Linked DNA regions of Homo sapiens: all the other regions are linked to region 1. Evidence: chromatin loops called from intact Hi-C (ENCODE). Cell type or tissue: PC-3. All regions are shown on one strand.

Evidence for each region. Hi-C counts contacts between places; a loop is a spot of excess contacts. Peaks named below come from ENCODE experiments on the same cell type or tissue, not always from the same donor. Only the 100,000 strongest peaks of a DNase experiment are listed, where the experiment ranks them.
Region 2: it touches region 1 in a loop (6-fold over the local background); 2 of 110 quality-filtered maps call a loop at or near these places.
Region 3: a loop joins it to region 1, with 11 times the contacts of the local background. A loop is called at or near these places in 4 of 110 quality-filtered maps.

Annotation. Positions count from the first base shown.
Region 1 is chr10:113,955,139-113,963,138 of GRCh38, reverse strand. It overlaps LOC124902507 (a long non-coding RNA gene), which reads left to right and starts at 2,497. Exons shown (of 2, transcript XR_007062296.1): 1 at 2,497-3,673; 2 at 5,457-5,777. RefSeq lists enhancers at 2,209-2,498, 3,975-4,475. In PC-3, no CTCF peak of the experiment used is centred here; a DNase peak (open chromatin) is centred at 4,258; H3K4me3 peaks cover 657 bases; H3K27ac peaks cover 2,054 bases.
Region 2 is chr10:113,891,433-113,899,432 of GRCh38, reverse strand. NHLRC2 (NHL repeat containing 2) reads right to left here. Exons shown (of 11, transcript NM_198514.4): 6 at 1,224-1,323. Among named protein-coding and RNA genes, the nearest start is that of NHLRC2, 41 kb to the right of the region's middle. In PC-3, no CTCF peak of the experiment used is centred here; a DNase peak (open chromatin) is centred at 4,222.
Region 3 is chr10:114,005,798-114,013,797 of GRCh38, reverse strand. It overlaps LOC105378492 (a long non-coding RNA gene), which reads right to left and starts at 5,607. Exons shown (of 3, transcript XR_946332.1): 1 at 5,523-5,607. In PC-3, no CTCF peak of the experiment used is centred here; no DNase peak of the experiment used is centred here; H3K27ac peaks cover 733 bases.

The DNA of each region.
Region 1 (8,000 bases):
CTACTAGGCACTTGAGAATTGCTTATGAATTGCATATGGGGAAATCTCTGCTACTTGGGACTCTTGCAAAATATGTCATGGTGATATATGAGTTTTTCCACAGAGATGAGGGTTTGCCTGTTTAGGACCCAAACATTTTTTATTTTAAACATTTTGTAAGATAGATATATATATATATACATATATATATATATATAGAGAGAGAGAGAGAGAGAGAGACACTGAGTCTCACTTTGTCATCCAGGCTGGAGTACAGTGATGTGAAGTAGTTCACTGCAGCCTCAAACTCCTGGGCTCAAGTGGTCCTCTCGCCTCAGCCTTACAGGTGTGCACCATCTCTCTCAGCTAATTTTTTATTTTTGTGTAGAGATGGAGATCTTGCTATGTTGCCCAGGCTGGTCTAGAACCCTGGGCCTCAAGTGATATTCCTGCCTCAGCCTCCCAAAGCACTGGGATTATAGGTGTGAACCATCGCACCCGGCCAGATGAACATTTTTAATCCATAGGAAGATTAAATTCTGTCTAAATCATATATATGTATTATAACTCCATATATCTCTCCATATTTCTCTCCATATATATTTCATCATATATACAGAGAGAGATTATGTTCTTATTATTCCTTTCTGCTTAAATGGAGTACATTAAACTTTATTTAACATTTTTGTGATATGTGGGAGAACTTATTTTGGGCACTAATTATTATCCAATACTACATCATTGCCCTTGGCGATGACTGAATTTCAGAAAACTACCACATATTGCAGATTCTCTGGAAAGTTCCCAATTTTAGATTCTGTCCTACTTTCCTTATTCTTATCAGACTACTTTTCCTGATAAAGTGCTCAGGCACCATGGTCACTTTAGTTGAAAGTCTGCTTGTCTTCACAATAAATGTCCTCAAACTACCATCTAACAGGGAATCCTAAACCATTCTGTTTGCCTCAAATACATTAAAAAGAAATAAGAATGGTTTGTAACTTCCTGTTTGTTACTTTTCAACCCTGATCAATTATTTTCTGCACAAAATTTTTAGTTAGGCAATGGACTATTAGGATACTGACATGGTAAGACTAGGTCATTTGAGGCCTTGAGAAGTCAGTTGACTTTTGCGTCAAGCAGCTGATTTGTAGCAGCAGGGCCACGATGAAAACTCAGAATCCCTTAGTTTCTGTTCTTTGACCTGGTAGACCTACCAGCCTGCTTTCAGCTTAAGTAGCAAACCCTGCATTTCTCCCAAGGAACCCTTTAAGCCAGACTGCAGACGTCAATCAAAAAAGCCAGTGTGATTACGATCTCCCTTCTCAAAATAATGCTTCCTTTCTAAACCCAGTCTCCGAAGATCAAAACCAAAGTAGGCCTCCAAACTCTAACCACAACCGTCTTCAAAAGTTATGGGGAGTCCCATCTCTTAGCAGTCTAGCTGCAGCTGCTGAAGTCGCCACCTGCTCAAATGACTGAGACAGGAAGCTCCTTTCCAGGGGGTGCCATGGCTGGAACCAGTTTTATACAAGAGGACTCCTAGCTTCTTGGTCCCCGGCTTCAGACTTATTTAATTAGCTGAGACACTCCTGTGGTTGCTAATCACTCTTAGTACAAAGAGGCGTCAACAAGCCTGTGGGTTAAAAGCAGGTCTCTTCTGAGTTTACTTAGCTTGGTCTAGAGAGAGGTGAGTGAGTGAGTGTGTGTGTGTGTGTGTGTGTGTGTGTGTGTGACTGCGTGAGCATAAGCTGTATGAGATTGTCTATGCGGGACTGTATTTGATTGTGGATGATCGTGTGTGTGCACACATGCATTGTGTGTGCATGTGGGCATGCATGTGCACATGCTTCTGCGTGTGGTTGTGTGTAGTTCTCTGAGTGTAAACTTGTGTGGGATTGTGTACGCATGTGCATACCTGCATTGTATGTGCTTGTGTGCAAGTAAGTGTGTTCATGCACACAGCTAAAGGAGAAACAGAAAGAAGGGCAGGATAGAAGCACAGAAGGAAAAGACAGGCAACAAGAAAAGGCAGAGAATAGACATGTGGAGGCCAGATACAGACAGAAGGAGTGGGTGCAAGGAGCAGGGAGCAGGGAAACAAGTGACAGGGCAAAGGTGGAGAGCAGAGGGCGGGGAAGCGAAGAGAGAGCACAGGACGTAAGAAAAGGAAGGACTCAGCGGGGTGAGGCCTTAGCCATTTCAGGCCTTAAGAAATGCCTCGTTAGGGAGGCAGGTGGACTCCGAAGCTTCCAGGAGAGTGACGTCATCCCCTTGTCATTTTTCTGTGTCGACATCACAGAGTCTGCTGTCTTTGTGTCCTGGTGGTTCTCATCACCTAGCCTGGGCTCTGGCCTCAACCCCCATGGCCCTGGGAGATGGTGCCATCCAGTCATATCTGAAACCTCTTTGTTGGGCCTGTGGTTTTATTTTTTCTAATAACGTAGCAACATCAAACAAAGGAAGTCACGCTTGTCCTTTGCCTCAACAAGGTAAATAGTCGCTGCCCCAGCTCAGGTGCCTCCCTTGCAGAACACACACAGGTGGGGAAAAGGGCTTGCAGGGGGCCTTGGGCTTATGGGGATAAAGAGGCAGGAACTGAGTCTGAGAACAATAAAAACCAGGCCTGGCACTTGGTGTGGAGCAGTGACCAGGGAGAGGACTTGACCTGGGGAAGGGACAGGGCTCCAACAGGAGCCTTCTGAAGCGTGCGGGCCAGGAGGCCAACTGCATAGGGTGGCGAGAAGGACCCAGGACCCACCCCCCGTGGCTTTCCCTTTCAGGTCTGAGTCTCTCCGTGTGCAGAAGGAGGATTGCATTGGCTCAGTGCTTTCCAAAGTGCTGAGGGATTCCAGGGGCACCCACGGAGCTCCCCTGGGGCCTGTGGACGGGGGTGGGTGAGTGAGCAGGAGTCAGGTCTCCCCTCTGCACTGACCTGAGCTGCCTCATCTTTACATTTTACTTTTATTTAAAGACTGTAAGCCAAAGCCAGTGTGAAGCCTCCTGAGCTGGCTGATCTCCACATCCCTGCCAGCACCTTATGACCCACCATTCTACACTGGTGGAGGGGGGCTTATGTTAGCGCTATTGGGACCCTGGGACAGAGTTGACAGTGAACTTTGGCAGAGGAGGAGGTACCTTTTTCGTGTGATTAGGGAACCTGGATTCTTTCCCTGGCCCCAGCACCGGATGTGTACCCCAAAGAGGCTAACTCCTTGGGACTGAAGCCCATCTGCCCACAAGATGCAGGAGTTTGAAGGGTGCACCCCACCCTAAAGGGCACAGTCTCATCACCCTGAATTTCTGGGTTGGGCAAACCACTAGTTGACACAGTATTCAGCCATAAAGAAACAGAGAAGCTACTTCCTTGAAATCAGTGCTACCTTGATAAGTATAAATCCTGCAAGAAACCAAGGAGAAACCCATATGAGATATTAACTTGTTGGGTAGAAGGTCAGGTTCACGTTTCACAGGATGACAATGGCTGTGCTGTGACCCAGCAGGCTCTGTTGTATGTGCCAAGGCCTCCCAGCTGGTCTGGGCCAGTTCTGTCCTTCCACGCCTCACTGGGAGCCACCCATTTTGTCAATAAGCAGCTGGTATCCCTCTGCTTCTTAGTCATATGTCATTTATAGACTCCTGATCTGCCCCCAGTGTCACGGCCGTTGTAGGTTCTGGAAGGAACAGAAAGCAGGTAACTGACAGAAAAACCATCCACCCTCGGTTGAGTTCTCTTTGAGTTTTTCTCTTGGATTTGGGAGCTGGGGGCGGAGGGTGCCTGCCTGTGTGCTGGGGGTATGGGGAAAGGCATTCACCACCAGGCTGAAAAATGACCAACTGCTCAAAAGCCAGGTGGATAAATCTGCCAATTCAGTGAAATCACATCCTGTTCCATTCGGAGGGGACAGCAAACACAGATGCACACAGCGGAGTAGTAATTACATCTCAGAAGATGCTAAATATTTCAACGCCTGTCTGGTGCCGATTCTTATTGGAGGGAATTTTCTGGTGTTGGGTTTTACAGGCAGTAAAGTTGTGTACTGAGTTATTTTTCTCTACCTCTCAAAAAGCACTGTGTCCATATTTTACCATGTGTCAGGTAATATGGAAGTTGGCTTTATGCAAATCATTAGTTACCTTAAACCACAATCTCTGTACTCACACTGGAAAGCTCTTCCCTGGAGTTGTCTCTTTGCTGGGGAAAACTCTTCATCACTGGATGGTCGTTTATTTCTGTTTCTAGGAGCAACCACTTCAGATTCCTAGCGTGTGGGTGGTTTGCACGCATGAGTCATGCAGATGTTACGTTCCCCTGAAAGAACCAGCCAGATCTTTTACCAGGCAGGGACTTTGTCCCAAGCTGCTGTGACCTGGGAGGTTAGCCCTGCTACTGCAGCCAGAGGCTAACTGTTGAGGAGGCACAAAGGCCAGCCCCCTTCTCTGAAGGACGGTGTGACTGCCCTGTGGAAATGCCCCAGCGGCCCTTGGGCCTCAGGTCACAGCTCGGCTTTACCCAAGATCCATCCTTGCTTGGCCCGTCCTTCCCTAATGCTCGTGGAGGTTTTTCCTGAAGGGCGCTCCCTGGAGAAATCACATGCCCCGGAATCCCTGTCTTAGGCTCTGCTTCTAGAACCTGAACTAAGACAGGAAGTAGGCCCCTACAGCGATGGCCCTGAAGAGCCTGGATTCCATGGTCTTTTACCTGGTGTCATAAATGGTTCCCCCAAGTCAGTCCAGTTTCTCTAGTTTCCCTGAGAACTTTGCCTGTGGCAGAGGCAGATCACAGAGGCTCCACTCCAGCACAGAGCAGGGAGACAGCAGGTCACACCACTGCCAGTTGAGTGCTCTGCCAGTTGATGGCAACTTTAGTAGGATGGATTCTTCCTAGGATGCACCTATGAGGCAAAGTGTTTTGTCCCAAGGGTCACAGGCTTACAATGATGGGCAGAGAGAAACCCATTTGCTTTGTGCAGACACCTAAAGGACTACTGTGAACGGGCTCTCCCTTACCAGGCTACTGCTGTCATCTGAAGTTCCAGTTTTAGAGATTTAGTTCTTGGTGGCACACAACTATAGTTCTAGCTACTTGGGAGACTGAGGCAGGAGGATCACTTGAGCCCAGGAGTTTGAGACCAGCCTGAGCAACATAGTGAGACCCCCTTCTCTATATTTTTGTTAAAAAGAGATTTAAATCTTTATGTTGAAACACAATCTGACTTATTACTGTGTCAGCCATTAGCAGTTTCACGTGAATTAATTTGTCCCAGAGTCCAGTGTGACAGCTGGTCCAGGCAGCATTGGATGGGGGCAGGGAGGAAAGTTAGGGCCAGAATAGAAGTTTGGGTGAGACGCTCATGCCATGGACTGGGGCAATGTGAGAGGCCACAGCCAAGGTCTGCCCTTTTCCCAGTTTTGCTGATCACAGTGGTAGTGAAAAAAAGATCCATTTTTAACGATCCTCCTTTTCTATTTCGGAGTCATACACAGTGATGGACACATAGCAGGACTTAAAAATGCTTGCTCTGCAACACGAAGACAACGACTGAATGACCCCACTTCCATGAGGTATCTAGAGTAACCAAACTCATAGAAACAGAAGCTAGAAGGCGGTTGCCGGGGTCCAGGGGGAGGAAAATGGAGAACTGTTGTTCAATGGTGATGGAAACGCTTTGGAGATGGGTTGTATAACAGTGTGACTATACTTAACACAACTGAGCCGTGCACTTAAAAATGGTTGATGGAAGCCCTGAAACTCTGTACGTCTATTACGCATCATTAAAAATATTGCTCAAAAAATAGTCGATGGCAAATTTTATGTTATGTATGTTTTACCACAGTATAACATTTTTAAACAGTGCATGCTTTTCAAAGACAATTTGGGCTTTTCATAGAGCAGATCCTCGGGAACTATTTGTTGACTTACTTGCAGAGCACATTCCTTTGGCAAACTCCCAAACCTAAGAGAAAGGCTCAAAAAGAAATAAGCAAAAAAAAGCATAAAGGCCCTGAAGCCCTTCAGAAACCTGTTTCCAAATTCTTCCAGATTCCAACTTCTCCCCTACTGAGGCTGTTCCCAAACCTGTCTCCACACGCCTCCCACTCCAAACCCAACCCTGCCCTGGCCCTGCCACATTTCCAGATTCTCTGTTGCTTCCCTCCTTTCAGATTCTACTTTTATCTTCTCAGATGTTAACTCTTTCCCCATCCAAAGCACAAAAAATTAGCCAGGCATGGTGGCATGTGCTTGTAATCCCCACTACCTGGGAAGCTGAGGTGGGAGGATTGCTTGACCCCGGAAGGTTGAGGCCGCAGTGAGCCGTGATTGTGACCATGTGACTGCACTCCAGCCTGGGTAACAGTGTGAGACACTGTCTCAAAAAAAAAAAAAATTGATTTGTCGTTATCAGTCCGTTTTCACGCTGCTGATAAAGACATACCAGACTTCGGGTAATTTATAAAGAAAAAGAGGTTTAATGGACTCACGGTGCCAAGTGCCTGGGGAGGCCTCACAATCATGGCAGAAGGCAAAAGGCACATCTTAAAGGGTGGCAGGGAAGAGAGAGAACCAAGCAAAAGGGGTTTCCCCTTATAAAACCATCAGATCTCGTGAGACTTTTTTACTACCAGGAGAACAGTATGGGGGAAACCTCCCCATGATTCAATTGTCTCCCACTGGGTCCCTCCCACAACACATGGGAATTATGGGAGCCACAGTTCAAGACGAGATTTGGGTGGGGACACAGCCAAACCATATCACTTGTAGAAAAAGTAATGCTTCAAAGCCTTCAATAGGGAATTGATAAATACATTAACTAACAAAGGAATACAACCAGCTATTAGACAAATGAGAGAGATCTCTGTGTTAGCAGGGAAAGATGATAAGGAAGACAAGGCAGGATATAGAAGAGTGATCCTCCCGCTTTGACTTCTCAAAGTGCTGGGATTGCACCATGCCTGGCCCTGTGGCAGACATCGAAAGGGCTGCTGTGAAGGAACTCTCCCTTACCAGACAACAGCTGTTATCTGAAATCCTACTTTTAGAGACTTAGTTCTCGATAGCACACACCTGTAGTCCCGTCTAAGCTGGAGACAGAGGCAGAGAATGGCTTGAACCCAGGAGTTTGAGACTGCAGTGAGCTGTGATAGTGCAACACGGGGCTGTGCTGTGAGTCCCGCCTACCCCTCCCCAGAGTGTAATCCAGGAAGATTTCCAGAGGAGCCTTGAGAGCTTTGACAATGTGTTAATGCCATTGGGAGACCCTGAAGGCTGGCCTCTGTCTCCATGGACTGGGGTCTAAGTGCTGTGAAAAAAATCTGAAGGCCGGAGAGGACTAAGTGTTTTGGAGGTGCTAGGGAGCTGCTGGACTGGGGATTCCCTGCTCCCCACATCTGCGGGAGCAGGAAGGCAGCTGTAGGGCTACTATGGTCTGAATATTTGTGTGCCTCCAAATTCATGTTGAAACTTCATCCCCAAAGCAACAGTATTGAGAGAGGTGGTGCCTTTAGGAGACGATTAGGCCATGAGGCTCCACCCCTCAAGGATGTGATTAGTGCCTTATAAAAGGGCTGAAGGGAACTAGTTAGGCCCCCCTTTTTGCCCTTCAGCCCTTCTGTCGGGGACAGAGCATTCGTCCCCTCCAAAGGACGAAGAGACAAGGTGCCATCTTGGAAGCAGAGGACAGCCCCCACCAGACATAAACCCACTAGGGCCTTGATCTTGGGCTTCCCAGCCTTCAAAATTGTAGGATATAAATTATCATTGCTGATCAATTACCCACTCTGTGGTATTGTGTTAATAACAGCAGGAATGGACTAAGAGACCATGATGTGTCTGGTCCAGGAGGCCCCAGCTGTGGGACACTGGGGGGTAACCTGGAAGTGTCTCAGGTTGACGAGGGGGCCATTGGGGATGGAGATGTATTTGCCCCATCAAGGGAACTCCCCCTCACAGGGGAGAGGGGCCAGCGGGGGATTTCTGAAAAGGCCCTGCAAGAGCATCAGCCTTAACAGTCTGCCAGAAA
Region 2 (8,000 bases), 64 kb after region 1:
AGCAACATGCACAAACATACACACTATTTGGAATATCTGCTATTTTGAAGGATCTATATAAAAGCAGCTTTCTATTAATAACGGTAACTTGCAATGATCATTTTCCATGGCTACGTGACAGCCTTTCCGGTTAACGGCTTTTATTCATTTATCCTCAAACCGTTACTGAGCTCCTCTTAGGTACCAAATACTGTGCTAGGTACAAGGGACAGAAAAATGAATGGGAGAGGATCCTTTCCTTTAAGAGACTAGTAGGAGGAAATGGCTAAAAATAAAAACAATCAAAAGGAGAGAAGAGAGAGAAAGAGGAAGGGGCAGCGGGTTGGGGCAGGAAAACTTAGTGCAGTGATGTAACTATACACCAGGTACAGTGAGGTCACAGAGAAGAGTATGGCCAGTTCTGCCTGGGGTATTGGGGGAAGAGGAAAGGGTCTAAGGAAAAAAAATATGAGAAACTTTGCAGACACTACCCTTTCATCCTTATATCCTTGTGACAGCAAAGCTACCTATGTTTACTGTACATGTTAGGTACTATGCCAAGCTCTCCACATATATTATTAATTCTCAAAGCAAGCCTATGAGGTAATATAAATAAGGAAACTGAGGCTTTGAAAGTTAAAGTGGCTCTCCTAAACTCACACAGATAGTAAATGGCAGAGCCAGGATTCAACCTCAGGCCTGACTACAAAAACTGAGTTATTAAGCACTCTGCTATGTGGTATTCAACTGTTTGAATGAATGATTAGAGATAGTTCAACTATGTCTTAAAAGATAAGGGTCCACTGAATATTCTTAGTTCTCTTTCTAGACAGTAAGGAGAATGATTCTTTGCAGGTTCCATGAAGTGAAGTGTGGCCCTAAGACTTACTCTGGCTGATAAAATGTAAGTAGAAGTGACGTGTGTCACTTCTGAGTAGAAATTTTAACAGTCAGTGAGTGACTTACTACCTCTTTCTCTCTCACTGTGCCAGGATGACTGGCGAAGCTCCCGAAAGCTCCAGGCTGTTTCATCAGCCTGGGCAACAGAGGAGTGCTCCCCAGTGAACCCATGTGAGTGAGCAATAAACACGCCTTGTTTTAAGTCACTGAGAATCTGCGTTGTGTGCTATGGCAGTACAACCTAGCACATCCTGACTGGTACAGTGAGGATGGTGATTTTGAAAAAAGAAATTATATGAACACCAAGTAGTACAGTCTACTCAAAGAGAGAGGCTGTCACTTACTTTTTCTTTGGCAGTTTGCCAGAGTCCAGCAGGAGTGCCCATATCTGATGAGTCCCTGCCATGGCTATCCATAAAATGTCACCTCTTTGGACCTCTGAACCTTTATAAAAATAAATCATTATTATTATATACATATCTGGTTAATACAAACACTCCAATGGTTTTAAAATGTTAAATTTATGGAGGATAACAATATGTTTGTGAATCATCTGATAAATAAAAATATCTGCAATGTTTCAAGTTATCTTTGAAAATTTTGTTTTCTTGTGAAAGGTTTACTTTGTTAGACTTGTAATTTTACCCACAACAATTTCACAGGAATCCAAAGTATTCTTACCAGCAGTAAGTCCTCTGCATCTCTGCATCTGAACTCTGCCTCAGCAGTTTGTTAATTTTACAACGAGCATTAACAATGTTTTAAACATCTGATTTCTTATTTTACATGACATAAACTATTAAAAGTGACACTGGCACACATATATTCTGGGGACTGTCTCTGCTTAATCACCTTAAAACTACATCAAAAGCTTTCCACAATTAATTTTTAGCATACCACAATGTTTCAGTTATTCTAGAGCCACAACCCGGGACTACGAAAATGAACAGGAAACCTAAGCTCATAAAATATTCTGTTATGTTACATATACTGGCATCCAAATAAAAGGCTCAAAGCACACGATGCACTTAGAGTAATGCTTGGAGGCAATATCACTCAAATGTTAGCCATGATCATTTAGTGAATCTGGACCTTAATTTTACATATTTGTACTAGGAAAACATAAATACATTTACAAACTGAACAGCCCTTCAATAGACACCATAGAGGGTAAAAAGTATAATACAACCTCTTCCACTTAAGAAGTTCATTAATTTTACAGTGAGTATTAATAATGCATGTATTACCAACAGATCATATTTGGTACCTAAGAAAGCACTCAGTTTAGAATTGCTTATTTCTGTTAAATCTACCATAAATCTAAGATAATAAACTTTTAGTATTAAACAATGAAAATGACTTTTATGTTCCTGCATAGTCAATGATATTATCAACTATGGAAATGACCAAGCAAAACAAAAACTTCAGTAGGTAAGAGAAATAAAAACATGGAAAGCCCACGAAAATGAATAATCTTATTCATTCTAACTTAATTTGGAATGTTTTCCATTCACAATATTTCAAAGCATTTATTGGTTCAAAATTTTTTTTTTTTTTTTTGAGGCGGAGTCTCACTCCGTCCCCCAGGCTGGAGTGCAGTGGAGCAATCTCGGCTCACTGCAAGCTCCGCCTCCCAGGTTCATGCCATTCTCCTGCCTCAGCCTCCCGAGTAGCTGGGACTACAGGCACCCGCCACCATGCCCGGCTAATTTTTTGTATTTTTAGTAGAGACGGGGTTTCACTGTGTTAGCCAGGATGGTCTCGATCTCCTAACCTCGTGATCTGCCCACCTCAGCCTCCCAAAGTGCTAGGATTACAGGCGCTCATGAGCCACCATGCCCAGCCAGTTCAAATACTTTTTTTTCTTTTATTTATTTATTTATTATTATTACACTTTAAGTTTTAGGGTACATGTGCACAACGTGCAGGTTAGTTACATTTGTATACATGTGCCATGCTGGTGCGCTGCACCCACTAACTCATCATCTAGCATTTGGTATATCTCCCAATGCTATCCCTCCCCCCTCCCCCCACCCCACAACAGTCCCCAGAGTGTTATGTTCCCCTTCCTGTGTCCATGTGTTCTCATTGTTCAATTCCCACCTATGAGTGAGAATATGCGGTGTTTGGTTTTTTGTTCTTGCCATAGTTTACTGAGAATGATGATTTCCAATTTCATCCATGTCCCTACAAAGGACATGAACTCATCCTTTTTTATGGCTGCATAGTATTCCATGGTGTATATGTGCCACATTTTCTTAATCCAGTCTATCATTGTTGGACATTTGAGTTGGTTCCAAGTCTTTGCTATTGTGAATAATGCCGCAATAAACATACACGTGCATGTGTCTTTATAGTAGCATGATTTATAGTCCTTTGGGTATATACCCAGTAATAGGATTGCTGGGTCAAATGGTATTTCTAGTTCTAGATCCCTGAGGAATCGCCACACTGACTTCCACAATGGTTGAACTAGTTTACAGTCCCACCAACAGTGTAAAAGTGTTCCTATTTCTCCACATCCTCTCCAGCACCTGCTGTTTCCTGACTTTTTAATGATCGCCATTCTAACTGGTGTGAGATGGTATCTCATTGTGGAGGTTCAAATATTTTTAAAATGCTACATGAAAAAATGTAAATGATTATGTTTTCAAGTCCTCTACCCAGTTCTCCCATTTTTCTCAATGAAATGTAATTACTCCTATGGTAATGTGATAGACCACTAAAAGAAGAGGGCTCCTGAAAGCATTCCTTCACCAATTCCTTAGCTTTGGAACCAGGTGGGTCTGGATTTGAATTGTAGTAGCTACATCACTTTCTAATGTGTGTGCCTCCATTTCCTCATCTGTAAAATGAGCACATCATCACTCTCTACATAAGATTACTGGAAGGAATAAAACAGTGTAAGCAAAGCACCTAACATGGTGCCAGGCATCATGTTAGGTGCTAAATAATTTGCTGTCTTTCAACTTCTATACCTTAGTGTGCTCCCTCCTTTCTCATCCTAGAAAGCTTACATCCAGATATGAACATTCAGATCTCTGCTCAAGCTTCTTCCCTACTCCCCTTATCTAATACCACACACCCATCATTCTTAGCTCCTTACCTTGCCTATTTTTCACTGTAGAATTTATCACTATCTTACATGTTACATATTTATTAATTTACTGCCTTTCTCCTCTACTGAGCATAAGGTCTAAGAGGCCAGCAGCTTTGTTTTATTCACAGTTTTATTAGCAGCACATAGAATAGTGCCTGGCACATGCCAAATGCTCAGTAGGTATTTGTTGAATGAGTAAACTTTCCCCTAGAAACCACAAAAAAAGAAAAAAAGCCCTAAAGCTATCCTAATGATGGTTGGTATTTCCTAATAGTACTAATGATTCATCTCTAATCCCAGAAGTCTGCTATAGATGTGAACCTGTACTATTATCCTCTCAAACAATGATGCTGAATGGGAGTGGCAGCCCACCCTAAAAAATGCTGTGGATATTTGATGGGTAATATATCATATGATAATATAGTCATGCCAGATCACTTACATAATGACTACACTATTTTATTATAAATTATGCTTATTTCTTCTCTATATTTATATTATGTATATATCAATATATAGCACAGGTGGATTATACTACCTATGAATTTCACTTTAGGTATGGTAAAGGAGGCTTTTCATAAAATGTATTATAGGAAGGGGATCTGGGATCTGATAGGGCTGAGAACTCCAAAGCCACACATAACAATAAAGCCTTTCAACATCTCCAACAAGCTTCCATTCATGATAAAAACTCAGCAAACTAGGATCAGAAGGCAATTTATTTAATCTTATAAAGAACATTTTTAAGAAAGTCACAGCAAACATCCTACTTAAGAACAAAATCCTACAAACATCCCCGAGAATAAAAATGAGACAAAGATACCTACTATCAACACTTCTATTTAACACCTTATGGAGGTCCTAGTTTGTGCAACAAAGAAGGAAAAAGAAGCAAAGCACAAAAAGATTAGAAATAAAACTGTAGTTATTAGCAGATGACATAACTATGCACACAAAATCTTCACAATTTTATACAGGAATTTAGCAATGTTGTTGGGTACAGGGTCAATAAGCAAGGATAAATTCTTTTATCGGTTTACAGCAGCAAATATACAAGAAAATTTATAACGACATTCAAAAACATCAAACACCTAAGGGTAAAAAAGATTTATAAGCCTTCTACACTAAGAATCATTATTGAGAGAAATATAGACAGATATTTTTATACAACTTATCTTGATTGAAAAGTCAGCTCCAGCCAATGTTAGGACCTTATGGGTAACAAGACTGGAAGGTTGACCAAGTAAATGAAAATAAAAGGACTCCATCCTTTTAGCTTCTCAGGTCATAAGCCTTGGAGTCATCTTTAATTCCTCCTTTTTCTCACATGTCACACATGATCCATCAGCAAATTATGTAGGCTCCTTATTCAAAATATATTCAAAATCTGACCACTTCTCACCACCTCCACCTTGACCTAAGCCACTATCAGGGATTACTGCAAGAATTCCTTCTGAACTGGTTTGTCATCCTGTTCCCACCTTGAAAACTGCATTTTTCTTTCTCTTTCACATCAATGTCCCACTCTAAGAAAATCTCATAAGGGTGAGTTAGGCAAATTTAGCTCTAAGCTTTAGGAACAAAAACATTTGCTTTTCTTAGCTTGCTTTTAGAGCCTCTGTCTTGGCAAAGGAGAGCTATGTTGGTGCATAGCTGAGTGAAAGATCAAATTTAACTTTGTTATCTAGTTCTCCAAACAGGTCGGTCTAGCTCAGCTGGGGCTTACTATAATAAGGCAAAAGCTTCCCAGTGATAGATAAAGTATGGGCATTGGTTTAGTTTTGGTCTCTGTGTACTTATTTCCTTCAGATGCCCGAGGAAAGAGAAAAAGTAGAGAAGCAGCAGCAGTGTCAGGTCAGGGTTCAGGTGTTTGGAATTCTACATACCAACTTATGAGGATAATGATAATCATCACCCAGGTCACTTTCTGTGTTGATGGCACCGAGCTAATAATTTTACGTGGATTATTTCCTTCAATTTAACAACCTTAACAAGTCTTATTATCATCATCTTCATTTTATAAAAAGCCAGCTTCAAAGAGGCTAAATAATTTGCTGAAATTCACCCAGCTAAACTTGGAAAACGACTTCATTAGTGAATCTGACTCTAGATTATGAGTGTTCTGATGAGAATGAAGGAACTATTTGGTTCAGTTCTCTACTTGCCCGTTTTTCACCCTCCTTCTGCCTCTGACCCATGCAGACTTAGCTCTGGTAACAAGTACTCAAGTGCATTTCTGTCTGTGATCAGAAACAGGGATCTGATTAAATGTACCCACAGCCTCCTACTCCGGGATGCATAGTGAGGTTTACCCCTCTGCCTTTCTCTCCCTGTACCCCTGGGAATGGTCTATGGTTGGATAATGTCTTTAAAGTTATTTTCTAGTCCCTTGCCTTCCCATTTTTGGTTTGGTTCAGATCATCAGCATCTGTTCATGACACTTTATGACAAAATTCTTATCTTATAGAAAACAGTGATAATAGCAAACATGTATATTATATTATGCTTTCTATGCACCAGACACTGTTCTAAGTGCTTTACATATATTAATTCTTATCCTCATGGTAAGCCTTTCAGGTAGGCACTATTTGTATCATCAATTTAGATGGGGAAGTTGAGGTATAAAGAGGCTATGAAACTTGTCCAAAGTCACACAACTACTAAGATGTGGAGCTGCAAACCTAGCTGGTCTGGCTCCAGAGTCCTTGCTCACAGCCACCGTGCTAGACCACTTCTCCAGAAATTTTTACCCTGAGCACTGAAGAGTTTGTTTTTGTAAACAAAATGAAAGTTAAAAAAAAAAAAAGAGGGCTGGCATTTATAATGTCTATCAAAGTAACAAGAGTCATATTAACAATTTACAACTGTTCATCCTGGAGTGTGGCCTCCAAAGCACACAGTTCCATCACTGAGTATGGGTATTAGATTTGTTCCCTCTAAAAAGAATGTGGTAATCATGAACATTTCCATTTTAAATTAAGAGTATACTTACACCTACACAACAAACCTCATACATACCTCCCAATCTCAAATAGAAGGTAAAATTACAAAAAAGAGTGCACTTAATATTACTGACTTTCAACAATCACAAATTAAAAATTTTTTAAAACGACAATGACAGAGGCTGAAAAGGTTCTGAAAATATTTTTAAAGGCAAAACTCACTCATAATTATCAGTAGAGATTAGACATATTTTTAGAAAACAAATAAAATCAACAAAAGAAATATCAACATGAAAATTACCTGAAATCCAGCTTTAAAAAAATTCTGTCATTTTAAGTACCTATGACTAGAACCCTCCTAAGAGCATCCGTGAAATTCTCCATCAGTGCTTCTACACAGATTTGTTTCTACAAAGTCTCTAAACCTCTTATGAATCAAAGTCTTAAGCCACTAGGGAAGGGCAGCAAAGCCTGTCACTTTCCACAGAGCACAGGAAAATACCATTTACAGCTGTGGAAAAGGTAGATGAAAAAATGCTCTACTGACACCAAGCAGAGTTCTCATTCTGCTAGGGGAGAAACAGGAGGCTCCCCAAACCAATCACAGACACAAGACAGATTCTGGCTGCCAGAGAGAGGAACAGCAACAATGAAAAAGCTCCCCACATCCTTTCCTCAAGGCCTAGGCACTCAGGGCCTTCCCAAGGCTGAGGCTGAACAACAGAGAACATCCCCATACACAACACAAGCCTGGGGCAGAATAACAACGAGTAGCAGTCTATCCCTGGGACGGCTGCAAGAGTGGAGAGAGGGAACCACCATGTGGCTTCATTGTACAGGGACGACTGAAAGCTGAGGGTAGAGCACTAACACTAAGAAAACCCTCCAGCTAATCTAGGCCCATGTACTGAGGCAAAATCAGAAGGCAACAACTGCCCAGCTAGAGGAATTTAAAACATGTGGTGCATTGACATAGCAATAATAAAACCAAGGCCCAGCTCAGCTCCTGACCAAATTGACTCAATCTTTCATAATTATAACATAAGTACTATTTATCTCAGCCTCTATTGTTTTATACA
Region 3 (8,000 bases), 51 kb before region 1:
TGTGATTTATCCTTGGTTTACATTTCAAAGAAATGAATTCATTTCTAATAGCCTCTTGTTCTAAGTACAAGGCGTCATCACTTATTGTGTGCACTACAGGTCATCAATAACCTGTAAATAATGATAAAAATTTAGTGTTTCACAAGTGTATTTGGGTTTCACATAGGCTGACTCTAGAGGCTGTGGGCGTACATCACCCTGCTGTTTGGCTTCCACAGGTTCTGACTACCCTAAAAGTAAGATGATTGCCTTTTTCCCTTCGAACCAAATGAAAAGATGAGAAGAGACTATAGCTTGCATGTAGCGCTAAGGAGACCAGCTGGCAGCAGGTTCACGTGGAAATACTCTGAATCAAGCAAGTTTGCCTAGCTTAGCTCGGTATCCAGTCTTTGGAATGGAAGTGGAAATTGTTCTCCGCATTGGGCACGCCATTGTCACATCCACATCCAAAGATGCCTTCTGAGCATGACAGCCGCGTTATCCTGAAAGACAATACATCAAGCCAAGGGCAAATAATATCCAATGTCAAATGCTCTCGGGGGTTTGAGAGGTGGATATAGTAAGTAATGGGATATTAGACGGTTGGAAAGCTTTACATTTCTCCTCTGTGTGCTAAGCACAGCCATCATTGCCCACCCATGATGTACCCTTATTTGAAGTGCTCCCCTCCCACAGCCCTTGCTGAAATCAGGACCCGGCTTGACAGTATTTGCCTTCAGCGACTGGCCCTATGACCACAGCTGATTGGGTCAGGAAAGGCTTCTGACCTCAGAGGACAAATTCCGAATGAAGGGACAGAGAAGCCTGAGTCTACTGGGGGACCCTGGAGCCCTGGGGTCATGTGAAGATGAGGCCTGGGCTTGTGTCATGGGAAGCCAGCAGCTAAGGGTGGGGAGCAGGGATGAAGCTCTTGCCTGCCATTGGTGGGTGGGTTGGGGGAGCAGACGTGCAGGGAGAGGCGGAGACAAGACCACACAGCCCCAGAGAGAGGGGCAGGGACAGGGTAGCGGCCTGACGCCTTTCCGGGTCCCTGGAGGCCCACAGAACTTCCCGTGTCAGGATCCCAGGAGGAGCCCCCTTTGCCTCATAATAACTCCCTTCTGAATTGTGCATTTTTGGGGAATCAGTGTTCCTTGCCAACAAGCGCTCTGTGTGGAAAGCACCCAGCTGCTGGGTGTCTGTATGTCCCAAGCACAGCAGCTTCCTCAAGCAACCCAATTAAAAAACAGTGGACAGTTCTTCAAAAAAGATAGATAAGGCCGGGCGCGGGGGCTCACGCCTGTAATCCCAGCACTTGGGGAGGCCGAGGCGGGTGCATCATGAGCTCAGGAGATCGAGACCATCCTGGCTTCCACAGTGAAACCACGTTTCTACTAAAATACAAAAAAAATTAGCTGGGCATGGTGGCGGGCGGCAGTAGTACCAGCTGCAAGAGAGGCTGAGGCAGGAGAATGGCGTGAGCCCGGGAGGTGGAGCTTGCAGTGAGCCAAGGTCGCACCACTGCACTCCAGCCTGGGCGACAGAGCTAGACTCCGTCTCAAAAAAAAAAAAAAAAAAAAAAAAAAAAAAAAAAAAAAGACAAATGGTCAATAAGCACATGGAAAGATGTTCAGCCTCATTAGTCATGAGGGAAAAACAAATCAAAACCACAGTGAGACACCACTTCACACCCATGAGGATGGCTACTATTTAAAAAATAAAATAAAATAAAATAGAAAGGGCCAGGCGCGGTGGCTCATGCCTGTAATCCCAGCACTTTGGGAGGCTGAGGCAGGCAGATCACAAGGTCAGGAGATCGAGACCATCCTGGCTAACACGGTGAAACCCCGTCTCTACTAAAAATACAAAAACAAAATTAGCCGGGCACGGTGGCGGGCGCCTGCAGTCCCAGCTATTCGGGAGGCTGAGGCAAGAGAATGGCGTGAACCCGGGAGGAGGAGCTTACAGTGAGCGGAGATTGCGCCACTGCACTCCAGCATGGGCGACAGAGCGAGACTCTGTCTCAAAAAAAAAAAAAAAAAAAAAAAAAAAAAGAAAAGAAAAGAAAAAAGAGAAAGAAAATAGGCAAGAGTTGTCAAAGGATATGGACCCCTCCTGCACTGCTGATAGGAGAGGAGACTGATGCAGCCACTGTGAAAAACGGCTTCACAGTTCCTCAAAAAATTAAACTTAGAATTGTCATATGATCCAGTAATTCCACTCCTAGGAATATACCCCAAAGAATCAAAAGCAGGGTATCAAACAGGTATTTGCACACGAATATTCATTGCAGCATTTTTTACAATAGTTCCAAAGTGGAAGCGACCCAAATATCCATCAATAGGTAAATGGATGAACAAAATGTGATATACACGTAAAATGGGATAATATTCAGTCTTAAAAAGAAATGAAATTCTGATCGGTGTTGCAAATAGTCATCCTTGTGAAATAAGTAAAATAAGCCTGACATGAAGGAACAAATATGGTATGATTTCACTCATATGAGGTAGCTAGAATAAGACAACTTTTTTTTTGAGATGGCGTTTCCCTCTTGTTTCCCAGGCTAGAGTGCAATGGCTTGATCTCAGCTCACTGCAACCTCCACCTCCTGGTTTCAAGTGATTCTCCTGCCTCAGCCTCCTGAGTAGCTGGGATTACAGGTGCCTGCCACTATGCCCAGCTAATTTTGTATTTTTAGTAGAGACGAGGTTTTACCATGTTGACCAGGCTGGTCTCGAACTCCTGACCTCAGGTGATCCTCCCACCTAGGCCTCCCAAAGTGCTGGGATTACAGGCGTGAGCCACTGCACCCGGCCAAATGTAAAGAGACAGAAAGTAAAATGATGGTTAGCAGGGGCTGGGGAGAGGGGGAAATGGGGGAATTATTGTTTAATAGGTACAGAGTTTCTGTTTGGGATGATGAAAAGTTCTGGAACAGGATAGTGGTGATGGTTGCACAACAATGTGACTGTGCCTGATGGCACTGATTGTACACTTAAAAATGGTTAAAATGGTAAATGTCATGTTATGTATGTTTTACCACTAATTAAATACATGAATAAATCAGGCTGGAGCCAACAGGCCCCTTTTCCCTTCTTCACCATTTTGCCGCAGTCACTCATCCTGGGCATCTGACATGTGCTGTCATGCTTCATCAGGGATGTTTGTGCTACTACATGTACATGAGGCTTGGTTACCCCTTAGAGGAAGCAAGTTGTTGACTGGCCTTATTTCAAGACAAGTTGGAATCTAGACATAAAATGTTGAGCAAAGGTTGGCTGGTTGTGTGCTTATTCACTGGAAATGCCATCTCCAGAGCACCCAGATCTAAATCTTTGGTGGATGAAGTATTTTGAAACTCCTGCCTAAGTATGTGCCATCGTTTTTCTGACCATGTTAGCAATTTTATCCACACTGAACACAAAGATTCCTCTGCCCTGGGTTGTTAAAAATAAGTGAGGAAGAATGTTCATGACAGAACCATTCATAATGATGAAAAGTCAAAAACAATCTGAATGCCTAAGGTAGGGATATAGTTAAGTATGATACATTCATGGAATAGAATGTTCTGCAGCCATTAAAAATCATGTTTCTAAGGCTATTTATGATGTGGAGAAATGCTCACAATATAATATTAAGTGGTTTTTCAGTAAGTGAAAAAGCAGGATACAAAACTGGATATTTATCATGGTTCCAATTGTGTCATAACTATATCTGTACAGAAACTATAAAGACAAATGCTACACTGTTAAAGGTAATTATTTCAGAGCAGAAAAAGTATATGTAATTTTTTTTACACTTGTCTTTTTTTCTACAATGCATGTTATTCTTATATTCAGGAAAATTCAATGTTATCAATTATTTTAAAAGAAAGTGAGGTGGGTTAGTTTTGGTGCATAGAGGAAATCTAGCATAGCATTCCTAGGACTTTTGTTTAAGGGTTTTAGCTGTCCAGAGATCCTTGACCTTTGGCCCTTGACCCTTGACTGGGTCTTCACTTGTCACAGGTGTTAAGAGCATGGCTGACTGGCAGTCTCCAACTCACTGCTCCTCCCAGAGACCACAGGTTGATGAATCATTTGTTTTGTTTCTCACTGATTCAAGATGGAAATGCAGCCACCTGCTTCTTTTGCTGGAATATGTGTCTAAGTTCAATAATTCATTGTCGTATTTACATTTTTTTCACTCTGAAGCTTTCCCTACTTGTCATATGTACCTGCTGCACTTCCAGAGCCCACCCTTGCTCACTGCTGTGTATCCAAAGTTGGGGCGACCCATCTTCCAATCCATCACCCACAGCAGCCCCCATTCTCCAATGCTTTAGAGCTCCTGACAACTTACTCAAACAGATAAGTGATTCATGCCTTGGAATTCCACTGCTTGTTTATCATCTACACAAAAATTATTTTGGGGAACTTGGAATTCATCGTGGTTTGAGTTTTACGGAAAAGAATAAATTACTCTTCCTCCCCAATAAAATGCGTTCCTAGTTTGCTATTGTATGGAACACTTAAACTACAAACAAAACAAAAGCTAGTGACACACTTCCTTGTGTTAACATAACAGACCAAAGGAAAGTTATTACCAAAGTTATTACCAAAGGAAAATCAAGTCAATCATTCAGTGCAAGTGGTATTTTATACCACTTAAAATGGCCATTTTCTTGGTGAGCACAGCACTGACGATTCTATGGGAATTGTTACATTCATATTTCCTAAATATAAACCCTGTCATTGGCCTATGCATCTTCTCTTTTGAAATATTTAGAATATTTCTTATGATTTATGTGTCTTTTTTACTGCATGGATCAATGTGGGATTGTGCAACAATAATTTAACTCAAGGTTGTTAAAATCTATAACCATGAAAGATACGCTTGCAATGACTCTGGGGAATATAATTTTGTTTGTTCGTTTGTTTTATCAATAATGACAATATGTTCTCTGGAATTCTTCCAAAAAGCCACCGTGTGTGGGTAAAAAGCACCATAGTCTTTGGAGACTTTGGAAACAAGTCGCTTTCCTTTACCAAAATGGATGCAACCTAGACCATTAAAATGATTGTCAACCTTGAACACAGAGACTGAACAAGGTTAAAATGTAAAATACTCCTATAGAAACACTTAGAGGAGTAAAACTTCAAAATAAAAATGAATCCAGAACGTTTGCTAGACAGAGCAGCCAATGTCATCAAACTCAGTTTTACCAGCACAATGTACCCTTGAGAGTCTTGTTTGACATTGTTGACTGTTTGGACACAATTATGGCTATTGTTGGTCACAGCTCTGACATGACATTAAACCAACAACATGCTTGGGCTGTCATTGTCTGAAGGTCAAGTTCAGATCATACCGGAGAGTTTAGTTACAGCTGAGTGGGTGACAAGAAGACATGGTCAAGACTGCTCTGCCATGGTGATTGAACAGCTCCATTGTAAGAACACAATTTTTAATCAAAGTGACATTGTATTCATAAGTGAGGAATAAATATAAATATTTTAAAATACAAAAGAAAAGGCTATCCAGTGGAGAAAGACCATAAATACCTGACAGGTAGATTGCTCTGTCTTCTGGAGGACCCGGCTAGGTAAATCCTCAAAGGTGCAGAAAATGCCTAGCTTTTGTTTTAGACTAAACACATCCTCTTCAAATCCCCGTGTTAAAACACAAACCCCTAATGTGATGATATTAGGAGAAGGGGCCTTTGTGAGGTAATTGGGTCATGAGGGTACAGCCCTCATGAATGGGATTGGTGCCCTTATGAAAGGAATTCCAGAGAACTTTCCTGCCCTCTTTCCTCCACATGAGGATACAATAAGTCAGCAGTGCAACCTAGAAGAGGGTGCTTGCCAGAACTCAACCATGCTGGCACCCTGATCTCAGACTGCCAGCCATCAGAACTATGAGAAATTTCTGTTTATAAGCCACCCAGTCTATGGTACTAGTACAGTCCAAACTGACAAAGACAGCCTGAAAATGGCAACTTCTTGACTAATGTTAAAAGTTCACCCTAGAGGCAGGTCAAGGAAGGTAATTACAAATAAGCACACGAATAAAAGCCTCAGCAATGCGACCCACCAGTTTATAAACATCAACTGTTTAATCAACTCTGTTAACTGATTTCATATCACTAAAAAAATCTAGGATGGGCATGGCGGCTCATGTCTGTAATCCTAGCACTTTGCGAGGCTGAGGTGGGAGGATTGCTTGAGGCCGGGAGTTCAAGACAAGCTTGGGCAACATAGTTAGACTCTATCTCTACAAAATAATGGTAATAATAAACTAAAAACAAATAAATATTTATGATGGCATTTAACAACTCAGTCTTGATTAAATTAACATCCTGAACCCTCCTCTAAAAATGGAAAGAAGGCTGGGCGTGGTGGCTCACAGCTGTAATGCCAGCACTTTGGGAGGCCAAGGTGGGAGGATCCCTTGAGCCCAGGAGTTTGAGGTTGCAGTGAGCTGTGACTGTGCCACTGCACTCCAGCCTGGGTGACAGAGCAAGATCCTGCCTCTAAAATAAATAAATAAATAATAATTTAGGGACAGTGGGCTGTAATTATTGCTTTTAACAACTTTATTGAGATATAATTCACATATAATACTACTTACTCATTTAAAAAGTACAATTCAGTGGCTTTTAGTATATCACAAGGTTGCACAATCATTGCCACAATTATAGAACATTGTCATCATAGCTACAAGAAAGCCTGTATCCCTTAACCATTACTCCCTAATCCTCCGTGCCCTTCATCACCTCCAGCCTTAAGGAACCACCAATCTACTTTCTCTCTACAGGTTTGCCTATTCTGGAGATGTCATATAATAGAAATAATATAATTGTGGTCCTTTGTCACTGGCTTCTTTCACGTAGTAGACTAAGTGCTTTCAAGGTTCATCCATGTGGCAGCATGTATCAGAACTTCATTTCTTTATATTGCCGAATAATACTCCATTATATAAATATACCACATATGCTTCATCCACTCACCAGTTGATAAACATGTGGGTTGTCTCTACTTTTTGGCTATTATGAATAATAATGCTGTGGACATTTGCATACAAATCTTGGTGTGGATGTGTGTTTTCAATTCTGGTATATATCTGGGAGTGGAATTACTAAGTCCTATGATAACTATGTTTAATCTTTCGAGTCAAAGTAGCTTCTAATTAAGATATTAAAACTTTCTTAAATATTTGCTCCAACATATATTTATATATAATTCAAGAAGGCCACCCTTCGAACCCTCATTATAACTATAGTTCACTCTATTAAGAGAATCAATTCAGACACTCCTAAGACATACAAATCTCTCATTATTCAGTGTCAGACTTTTTCTATATTGGTGTGGATTTATGTATGTGACACTTTCTCCAAAATAAGGTAACATCTTGGAAATGATTTTTCTTGTTGTAATAGCAACGCTGAGAGTAGGAGAGACAAAGGCAAGTAGAGACACTGAGATCTTGAGCTGCTTATACAAAGTCATAGCAAGTGTGTGGTGGCTTTCTTGGCCAGGCGTGGTGGCTCACGCCTGTAATCCCAGCAGTTTGGGAGGCCGAGGCCAAGGTGGATCACCTGAGGTCAGGAGTTCAAGACCAGCCTGGCCAACATGGAGAAACCCCATCTCTACTAAAAAAATACAAAAATTAGCAGGGTGTGGTGGCTGGCACCTGTAATCCCAGCTACTTGGGAGGCTGAAGCAGGAGAATCGCTTGAACCCGGGAAGCAGAGGTTGCAGTGAGCCGAGATTGCACCATTGCACTCCAGCCCAGGCAACAAGAGCAAAACTCTGTCAAAAAAAAAAAAAAAAGAAAAGAAATGGCTTTCTTTTTGTGGGCATAGGTCCCTCTCATTTTTCCTTCTTAGGAATATTGACAGTGTTTGTGTGTCTGAAGCAAATAGGTACCCACTCTCTCAGGTAGATCAGTGTAAACATTGTTTCAAACCAAGATGTTCTGAAATTTTCAGGAATGGGTACATGTGCTATTCAAGTACCTTTGGGAAAATTTGAAATGAA